Linked DNA regions of Homo sapiens: region 1 is linked to region 2. Evidence: chromatin contacts called from ENCODE Hi-C or POLR2A ChIA-PET data. All regions are on one chromosome and are shown on one strand. The core of a region is the stretch at or near the end of the contact, and the rest is flanking DNA. Distances in the headings are between cores, read along the strand shown.

Region 1 (5,392 bases), core at 1,429-3,928, 79 kb before region 2:
GAAATAGCATGCATTTTGCTTGATGCATTTAAAAACAATGTTGTGAGGAAGAATTCCGTAGGTTTCACTAGGCTGTCAGTGGGGTCCCTGACACTTCGTGTGCTCCAAAACCCCACTGGCCTCACTAGGGCCTTAGCCATCAGAATTATATAGTCAGAATGCCTCTCCTTAAGCATTCTGTGGCAGCCAGAGCCAAATTCCACCAACATATCCTTGATGGTAACATTAAATATTTTTTAAATATCAAGTAAATAACGTTTTCATCTTTGTGGCCTTCCTGAGTTTGTTAGAGGAAAGCTGACAAGTTTCCCACCTTTTTGATCAAAGGATTCCCATGGCTGCTTTTCCATATTTCACCAGTTTCCTAGTTAGCTCAGGCCCTCATCCAAATGCCCCGTATTGTGATAATTAGATGATTTAACAATATTGTTTGTCTCTAGCCTTATGCAGGTGCTGACACATGAGTGTGCAGGGAGAATGAATGGCTTCCTGGTTATAAGAAAAGAAGAAAACACAGAGAAGTAGGTTCATTCATTCCACACACATTCATTTTCAACTCATTTTCAGGTAACATCAAAAGTTAATATTCCTGTTGAACATTAATATATAATTTCCTTATCTCACATTTTAACCCTATAGAATTTTAAGCAAGAAGGTTGCAACTCCTATTTTTACTGGAGTTGGTATTTTCCTAAATATAGCAACTGCTATGATGATTAAAATAGTAATCAATAGACCCTTCCACAAACCCACATCTTATAAAAGACTCCTTGCAGAGATGTAAGAAAAAGGATAATTATAAAGGTTATCATCCTATTGGTGGATTTGGCTGTAGGTTCTGTGATGCCGAAGAGAACCAGAAAGACAAATTCATAAGAGTTTGCTAAACAAGAACCTTAACCCCAAACAGAGATTACTCATGGTCAAAATAGCACAAAATTCAAAATCACTTGCAAATTCACTTGTTTTATTTTTATCTGGCATATAAATTGCATATTTTTATGTGAAATGTGGTTGTATACATTAGAAATAAGATTTACACATTTCAAAGCACACTACTGCAAAAATAAATTATTTTTAACCTCCAAACTCTCTTTTGAGCTTTGCCTGCTCAGATCTCAATCTCACCAGTAGCCCTTTATGCTAAGGATTTCTCAAGACCCTCTTCTTCAAGTGAGTTGACTCTTCCTTTTTCCTCCCCATGAGGCTGCTGACAATTTTACATTATGTTCTTACTTAGGATCACTTTTACTATCATCTTCTGTTTCATCTGATCTTTCCTTGTGTTTGCCTTTTCTTTGCTTATCATGCTCCCCCCACCTATAACCAATTAGGTATATTATTCCTCCCACCGCCTATAACCAACTAGCAGATGTTCTTTCTGGATACTTTCTTGAGATGCTGATTAGCTTCAAGACCTGGAACTGTCACAGAAAGCTTTCTCTTGTGTATTTAACAAAAGAATGGGGTCCATTCTATGATTACAAACGTGGACATACACACACTTCATCATGGACCCAGTTCATCTTCAGTAAATGTCATATGATGAACAGTCACTACCATACTAACCACACAGAGACATTAAGGTAATGCATAGATTTTCCACACCTCCCTAACTGCCTATCCCACAGGGCTAAGGTTTAACCTTTAGGGTTCACACAAAAAACATATAACAAAATTAACAGAAATATTTCACCAATAGTGGGTATGAACAAATTAGCAACACACAATAATTTTTATGAGTATGAAGTATAAGTAGTTTCAAAGTCATTCATAGTTAGTTAGAATCTTGCTGTAAAAATTCACAGAGTGCTTATCCACGTCAATGAAGTAAAATTATGTAGGCTGATGTTTCTGTCAGTCACATCGATGCTTAATACCTGTTAGGAACCAAAGGAAAAGAATTGGGCATCCGGTGTTGAAATTTCCTGCATGCAAATAAATCAGGTGCAAGTATCCAGTCCAAATAACCCCCTAATACTTCTACATTGTATTGTCTAGTTAAAAGACTGCCTTCAAAGTTTCAGATGAGAAGGGTGTTTTCTAATTTTTTAGAGTACAAAGATTATTCAGTGGTAGAGATGGGCCTTTAAATAATTCAATATGGGCCGGGTGCGGTGGCTCACGCCGGTAATCCCAACACTCCGGGAGGCCCAGGTGGGTGGATCATTTGAGGTCAGGAGTTTGAGACCAGCCTGGCCAACATGGTGAAACCCCAGCTCTAATAAAAATACAAAAATTAGCCAGGCGTGGTGGCAGGTGCCTGTAATCCCAGCTACTAGGGAGGCTAAGCCAGGAGAATCACTTGAACTTGGGAGGCGGAGACTGCAGTGAGCTAAGATTGCACCAGTGTACTTCAGCCTAGGCAACAGAGTGAGACTCAGTCAAAAAAAAAAAAAATGTTCAATATGCAACCGCTGAAGAGAAACAACTGCACAAACTGGAGAGAATGCCCTCTTTTCCATTCTACTGAGGTGTTGATTTTCCTTGGCACCATCCTTCTGTTTCCTCCTTCTCCTATTCCACTATAGCACCCCAGTGTTTGCCCAGCAAGAGTCCACTATTCCTGCTTCTTCCTAGGCAGATGCTGTCAAGAAGCTTTCACTGCATGTGCCCTCATCAGCTTGCATGTCTGTCCCTGAGCTGGTCAGCAACAGGATTGGGCAAAGTCCTTTATGGTATAGTTGGGGAAGTTGTTGACAAGAAAACCACAAGTATGAGGAAATAACTGTAAAGAATGCAAAACTGAAAGAAAACTTTTGTTTCAGGCTTAATCATCAGGAAGGATTATGAAAGAAAAAAGTTCAGGAAAAAAAATAATAAGTAAGCACACAAGGAAGAAAGTTTCATTTACCATCGGGATGATAAGTGTCAGGACCACTACACAGCATTAATCCCAAGGTACAGATTTTTCACATATTTAACATTCATCTGACAAGAGCGTGTCTTGTAATCGACAACCATAGAATTACTGTGAGCCAAGCAGCACTCATGGCATAATTGTTATTGTCTGTGCCTGTGTAAGCTTCATTGCTATTACTGTGTTATGAATGGATGGGCTGAAAACATTTAAGGATTATTACAGGAAGGAATATTTAGTAAGATCAAGAAAGCACTAGGATGAAAATGTATATAAAGTGTGTTAGTGGCTCAGGAAAAAAACTTCATAGACACTAGTGGAAGAATTTTTATAAAATGCTGAATCACCAACACCTTTTGCAGTACAGAGGAAATATCTTAACCAATTTGTAACACATATTTTTCTTCTAAATAATAATAAATACAATAAACTAAATAATAAAACAGTTTAATATGAATTTAAATAGTACAATTTAAATACGATACAAGTTGGTTAAGCTATTTCTAGTGCTTCTTCACATTTAGGGTCTACCTCTTTTAAATTACGTTGAGGCAGAATCATCAATGTATCTCCACTCAACATTTTCCTCCATATTATCACTTACAATATTGAAATATATAGGTAAAACTTTATGGCTAAAGAAGTTTCAAAAACTTTCTATAAGTTTATTATAAAAATCTGAGGCTGGGCACAGTGGCTCACGCCTGTAATCTCAGCACTTTGGGAGGCCAAGGCAGGCGGATCACAGGGTCAGGAGATCGAGACCATCCTGGCTAACACAGTGAAAACCTGTCTCTACTAAAAATACAAAAAATTAGCCGGGCATAGTGGCAGACGCCTGCAGTCACAGCTACTTGGGAGGCAGAAGAATGGCATGAACCTGGGAGGCAGAGCTTGCAGTGAGCTGAGATCACATGCCACTGCACTCCAGCCTGGGCAACAGAGTGAGACTCCGTCTCAAAAAAAAAAAAAAAATTGAGTGATAAGGAAGCATTCTATCATAGTTTTGTCATCCTTTTTTCTTTCTTTGTGGCACATGAAATAATGAAGCAATTTTCACTGATGGTATCATATTTGATAAAATATGATAGTTCCAACCTGTTTGGGAAGTTGATCTCTGAGGCAGAGGTGAGGGAGTCAAGACAAAGTTTTACATAGGTTTGCAGACAAGAAGACAAACATGGAAAGTAAGAATCCAGGCCATGGATTCCAAATGATGATAAACCATGATTTTTCATTCATCTCCACGTGGTCCATTCCTAACACATGGAAAACTCAGGGATTCCCGGAGGGCCTGGCAGGAGAGGGCATCATTTGGAAGGGAAGCAGTCAGGCACTGCACTAGGCATATTAAGGGTGGAGAATACCATTCGCACTTTTTGCTGGTCACAAACCTGTGTCGTGGGGTCATTGTTGAAGGAGGGTGTTATGACCATGCCACTCACAGAGATGCTGACACTGGTAACGGGGACACTGCCCACTCCCCAGATTTCAATGTAGCCCAGTTTCAAAGGATTTGTACCAGTGATGTAATTGTTGAAAATTATATGGCTTTGCATCGTATTCTGTTGAATTGGAGATAAAAGAAAAATATAATAGCAGAATTAGTTCAAATTTTTCTAACCTCTTTTTAGGCACAAATGTAGGTCATAAAGTAAGACAACTTCAGAGTCACCATCTTGTAACTTTGGATCATGGAAATCATGATTTCATCACTCTATGGCCTATTGCCAACTCCCATCCACTTTGCATTGACAAGCAGCTACAGGGTCTTTCGCACTGCCCTGAACTCTACAGGAGACAAAAAGTCTCAGCTGTTAAGATACTTATATTCTACAGGTGGAGGAATCCCAAAATGTGCAGACCATTCCAAGGCAACTCAGGAACAAGGGCTAGATAACAGAAACTGCCCGTCCACCTGTAACATGGTAAACTAGAATAATGATCATTACTGATGAGATGTGGATAGGTTTAATTGCAGAAAGCCTCCTGGGAGCATAGTAAATTTCCACCGGAAGTCTAGAGAAGTAGAAGAATGTGAATTAGCAAGATGAGCAATGAAGAAATTCTAGGTGGTATTTTATGCCCTTACGATATTCAGCACCCTCCTAAGCCAGTGGAACCCTATTCTCACTTCATATCAATCACACTCACCTGGCTGGCAGAAAAGCTGGCCAAGTAATAGAGTCCTTTCCCATAGGTATCTGCAAACAAAAAACAAGATAAACATGGCCTGGACCTGTGCTGTAGAACTCTATGCTATAGAATATATAAATGCTGTTCTAATTGCCTACTTGTCTTGTTTGAGAGAGTAAGGCTTATCTTTGTTTTTATTTCTGTCTTTTGAGTGTTCTATTTTAAAATGTAAGTGCTCTTTATGGAGACTAATCAAACCCTGCACCCACACTCAGTTTACACAAAATGCTTGAAATGAATGTGTATAGACACATCTGTCTGACAGAGTCACTTCATATAACACAGTTTCCTGACACCATTTTTAAGTCACTTCTCTTCCTTGTGGTCTACCATCCC
Region 2 (5,448 bases), core at 2,471-4,970:
GCTTTTCCCTTTGCATCTCTTGTTAAATTTCACTCCCAATAGTATCCAATATCATAGGTACATTCAAACTTAGCCATTCAAAGTACAAAAATGTTTTATTACATGTCCATACTATATCCTTTCATTCACTTAAATGTGACAGATTTTGACATGTATACTGAACTCAGGTAATAGTGTTCAATTCCCTGTCTAAACACTCCCTCTCACATCTCACACCACTAGGCAGCAGTAACAGTCCAATTCTTTCATTTCCTGGATCACTTAAAAAGGAAATGTCTATCTATAAGTAAGGAAAATGGCATAAAAAAAGAGATGACCTCTATGATGTTAGAGATCTGGGCTTGAAAACTAGTTCCCCTAGTTTTCTAATATTAAATGGGATTTCTAATCTTAAATGGAGTCCTTTTTTTTCCCTCAAGACTGAGTCTAGCTCTGTTGCCCAGGCTGGAATACAGTGGCACGATCTCAGCTCACTGCAACCTCCACCTCCAGGGTTCAAGTGATTCTCATGTCTCAGCTTCCCGAATAGCTGGGATTACAGGCACCTGCCACCATGCCCAGCTAATTTTTTTGTTGTTGTTGTATTTTTAGTAGAGACGGGGTTTCACTGTGTTGGCCAGGCTGGTCTCGAACTCCTGACCTCGTGATCTGCCTGCCTTGGCTTCCCAAGTGCTGGGATTACAAGTGTGAGCCACTGTGCCCAGCCAATGGAATTCTAATAGTAAAATGGAGTTGCTGAGATAACTAAAGAAGGCATGTAGCACACTGCCTGCCACGAGAGTTCACCACGTTGTAGCACTCATTATTATGGTGGCTGTGTTAATTGTCCTTTGGCTCAGTCCTGCTTTTACCACTTTTTCTGTTATCCCTCCCCCAACCCACCCCCACATGCATAAAGACACGTCATGCTGGAGAATGAGTAGTGGGACTCGCAGCCAAATTGAGAGTGAATTCATCCACCCAAACGTCTTTATCTGCCCTGACTTTCTGCTTCCCCCATCTCCTCAGTGTTCCTAGGCTTTTTGAATCTCAATTCCATTAAGCACTTTCTTTTACACATCATATTTATGGACTATCTTTCCGTCAAATTACAAAATGTCTACTGAAGCTCAGCTTCAATGGCAAAATGACCACTCTAAAGAGAAAGGCAAATTTTGCTTATTCCCAATTTAATAGTAATCAAAATATCAATGTAAAAACACATGGACCTGAAACTTGTATTATTTTTCACATCCATGTAGTCACATGCAGTATTTGTTCTGTCATCAATTACCTATGTGGTCTTGGTCATAGTATTTCCCCTGACAGCCTCAATTTACTATCTGTGAAAAAAAATGATGCTAACCCAGATGGCTCATGGTTGTTCTAGCAATATAATTAGTTTGAACTAAATTCATGGGGTCTAGAACTACTCCACTTCCTCAATTCCTCTTTAAAATATCTGTTAAAACATAGGTAGGGAGCCTGGGGATCTGCATCATTCTTGACCTGACACTAAACCTAAGAACCTAAGAATTTAGACATGAAATCTTATGCCAGAATCTTAGAGGAATTTCTGAAAATATGATACAACTTTTATGGTAAGTCCCTGCCATGACACTTTTGAGTCAAAGCAAACCAAGAACATGTGTAAGGCAAGAAAATCCATACTGAGAAGCATTAAAATGCTACAATTCAAGCTAAAGAGACAAATGCCTTGAAAACTCAAATAAAAACACCTGTAAAATGTAGTCAATACAGTAAGCACAAAAAAAGTTTACTAATAAAATACATAATAAGAAAAATAGAGACAAAAACAGATTGCCTCCCAACACATAATTATGGTCTCCCAATCTATTTCATACTATAAAGAACAATGGTTCCTTGAAAAAATTACTGGTCCAACAAAAAAAAAAATGTCTAGTATTCTGAATATCTAAAACTCCTTTCATTACCAAATAAATAAATCAATTAAACTCAGGGAGAGAAAATATAAACAGTTTTTCTTTTTCTTCAAGGGAATTTCTTTACTTTTGGAGAACTGTTGAAAACCTTGCTTACATAAGGGAGCTGTGCTGCGCGATTTCTCTCCACGACTTCCCTCATGTTGTCTAAGGTTCCATATTCGTAACGACTGAGGTGAAATCCAAGCGCCCAGTAGGAGGGAAGGGCTGGCCGCCCAATGAGCTGAAAGAAATATGTGAAGTGAAAATTAGCAAATACTCTGTTTTTAATAAAAATTTTTCGAAGCATTGCTTTCAGAGCACCAAACATAGTCCATTTCCCAATGCACTGATTCATTAATGTTAGAATGTTAGTCTATTTTTCCAGCCCCTTCATAAATGTTTGAGGGTAGGGCCATGTTTGGGGCACCTTTATATTCTCTCACCTTCTTATAACATAAAAATGCTATACAGCAAGTTTCCATTGCATATATGAAATCTGTTCTTTAATATCTCAAATTTGTAACAGCAGATTTTGTGGGTCACACTTGCACATGAATTTTACTTTTTTAAAATATTTGCTGTTTAGGATTTCCTGAGTCATAATCTTGACATCCTAAGTTTACCTCTAGATATTCTTGAACAACTTGCTCTGGAGTGTTTCCCAAGAACACATAGAAGTCGAGAATGCCCCCAATGGTGCGGTAAGTGATGGCTGGCGCAGGCTGAAGGACAACCTCTTGAAAGGTTAAAAATGAAGAAAATAAAAATCAGAATTGATTCTTGAATAGTAACTACAAGTTTTAAAATAACACAGGATCACTAACCATGTGAACATTAACAAGGTGACCCTAGTGCCTCACATTTTGAATACCAAGTGAAAACCCTGACCATCCAAGTCCACCCTCACAGCACATGGCAGCCAAGGCATTTTTTCTGTGACAGATTTTAATAATACTGACTGGAGTGTCTTAGTGTCTTGTGCCAGGCCCCAGGTTCTGGGGAAAAAGCAGCCAGGCTTATGAAGGGGTCCAGAATAAGCCACTGTGACATAAAAAAATTATTTTGGACCAAAGGCATTTAAGTTACTGAAATCCCTGATGTGCTAAAATCAGAGCCTCCCAAAAGAACTCAATAAAAAGCAATTGTCATAAATCTGCTCCAAGGAGTACCTCTAGTCTTCTCTGAGACAACAGGCACCATTCCCAGATAAACAGTGTTACAAGACTATCACATCCTCCCACCTACTCTCCTAAGGGCCCATTTATCTTTCCAAAATGTCATTTGTTCTCTCCTAAGTGTCTTTCCCCATTCCCTTTCACCTATTAATTAAGATGGTATAGAAGCCCCAAGTTCTAATCTCTGCTTTGAGTTACTCATCACTGAGAATTGCTGTGTGTATGTGCATTGTATGTGTAAATAAATTCTGTCTTTTCTATTGCTAATCTACCTTTTTGCCAGTTTAATTTGCAGCCTCCCAAGAATTAACCCTAAGAGGTTAGAGGAAAAGTTTCTCCTCTCTGACTTTCATAACCACAGAACATGTCCCACCACATACCCCGTCATTATTGTGAGAATATAATTCAACTAGACATGGAGGTAACTAACCTCAGTGAATCTCACCTCAAACAAAAGCCAAACTAAAAAAAAAAAGTCAGAAATTGTATCATAAATTCAAAACCCTTCTATGTGCCAATCACCATTCTTAAAAGTTGTGTCATTACCTTGATTCGTATCTAGGAATAAAATGCCTCAAGAAATATTGCAATGTACTCTTTGGTCATAGGAACAACTCATACAGAGTATCTAGGATCTTGTGGCCTTTCCCACTAAGTCTGACTCATCTTATTTTCTGGTTCCTTTCACCTATCTAAAACTGTACAGTCTTTCTATTATATTATCTCAGTCTATTCTTAGGTTATTTGGTATTTTAAGTACCTTAGGACCATCTAAGATTCTATTAGAATCGTCTTAGATTCATCTCTTAGATGTCCTAGAATCATGTTAGATCATTTAGAGTGCTTCTCGGATATCTGTGGTGGAGAATCAGATCTTTATTTTGTTTAATTTCCATTTCACTGCAAGCTGATATTTTCATAAAATAATATGAAAATTAATTACTAGAAAAAGGTTCATGTGTGCGTGTGGAGGCTACAGCATTGCTTACTCGCCATTTCTATACTCATCTTACTATAGACCTGAAACAGTCTGTGACCCATTCAGGGACCACACTTTGAGGAGCACTGATTGAATCGATGACTCTCAATTAAGAAAAGGTATGGATCAATACCCTATGCCCACCATCAATCCTGGGAGATTCTGATACATCTTCTCTTCCCCTATGGCAATTCATTGCCACTGGGATCTACTGACTACAGGGCTGAAGACGGAGAAGAACACATTGGTGGAAACTATCTCAGAGTAAATTATAGGGAAGGGTGAGCTCCTTAACTTGATAATAGAAAATATTCCAACAGAGGCCACCAGATTCAGGAAAATCATAAGTTGGAGAAAATCCCCTACTCATGGCTACCATGGATCAATAGGTAATGAAGTAGGGATAGCACAATTAGAGAATCTATAAGGCCCTCCCTACACTATGGCTCAGTCACTCTTAAAGGGATCCATTCCTTTTATCATAGTGCTGTAAGAAAGGGACTGAAAATCACTCTTGTGCTTGTTTTTTCCATGAATATTCCTTTACCCATGGCATTGCTGTTCATCAGAAACACCCCAAAGGACAATCCACTAGCATCTTCAAGGCACAAGAAGAATGTCTGCGCACCATACAAATTAGTTCCGTTCTGCAGAAAGAGAATTAAAAACCAAAATTTACAACTAAGAAGTCTCAGCATCACACTGTGGGGTTGGTTTAGGAAATCAGTCTTAATCATGCAACTAATTGACAGGACATTCAGGGTCATAAAGACACATTTTTAAAAGATGGGGTCTATATCTAGTTGATGTTAACCAAGTGAACTCATGTTTTCTTACAGAATGAGCCAGCTATTATCATTCATCTAGAAGGAATGTGAAGGCTGTGATATTTTTTAGAAGGTAAGAGGATAGGAATTTTTAAAATGTAATTCAGAAAAACTGCCCTCTCAAAGAGGCCTGTCTTAACCTGACTTAACCTCATCAGCAAAAGCTCCATCAATATGCTTTAATATGAATCAGGTAACTAGATGGAGCTCTAGTCTAGGCTTGTCTTTGAGACTCCAGAACAGGAGTTCTCAACCTAGACTGCACCCCAGACCAATTAAAACAGAATCCCTAGAGGTAGAAGCAGACATGGCTGTTATTTTTTAACTTCCCCAGGTAACTTCAACATGTAGTCACATTTGATAACTATTGCTCTGGAAAAGTGTTTCTCAAAATTTGGTGTATCTGCAAACTACATGGGCATTTTAGTTAAATGCAGATTTTTTTTTTTTTTTTTCCAGACAGGGTCTCACTCTGTCGCCCAGACTGGAGTGCAGTAGTGTGATCTTGGCTCACGGTAACCTCCACCTCCCAGGCTCAAGCA

Evidence for each region. A loop is a pair of places that touch in the nucleus more often than their neighbours do. ChIA-PET counts read pairs that join two places held with the same protein, here RNA polymerase II (POLR2A).
Region 1: a map of PC-9 shows a loop between it and region 2 (2.9-fold over the local background). The contact joins two enhancer-like sites. A Hi-C loop is called at or near these places in 6 of 168 maps with a recorded cell type or tissue (Calu3, GM12878, PC-9 and 3 more). POLR2A ChIA-PET finds 5 or more read pairs at or near these places in 1 of 52 experiments (activated T-cell).

The regions. Positions count from the first base shown.
Region 1 is chr7:142,102,302-142,107,693 of GRCh38, reverse strand. It overlaps MGAM (maltase-glucoamylase), which reads right to left. Exons shown (of 71, transcript NM_001365693.1): 69 at 5,015-5,064; 70 at 4,255-4,425; 71 at 947-1,880. The coding sequence ends at 1,803. Among named protein-coding and RNA genes, the nearest start is that of MGAM2, 6.7 kb to the left of the region's middle. Within about 2 kb of position 2,678, at least 5 of the 41 ENCODE cell types and tissues checked have a DNase peak (open chromatin) inside an H3K27ac peak, as active enhancers do; they include PC-9, where a contact is called at or near this core.
Region 2 is chr7:142,024,328-142,029,775 of GRCh38, reverse strand. It overlaps MGAM (maltase-glucoamylase), which reads right to left. Exons shown (of 71, transcript NM_001365693.1): 8 at 4,627-4,726; 9 at 2,549-2,661; 10 at 2,041-2,166. Among named protein-coding and RNA genes, the nearest start is that of MGAM, 31 kb to the right of the region's middle. Within about 2 kb of position 3,720, at least 2 of the 41 ENCODE cell types and tissues checked have a DNase peak (open chromatin) inside an H3K27ac peak, as active enhancers do; they include PC-9, where a contact is called at or near this core.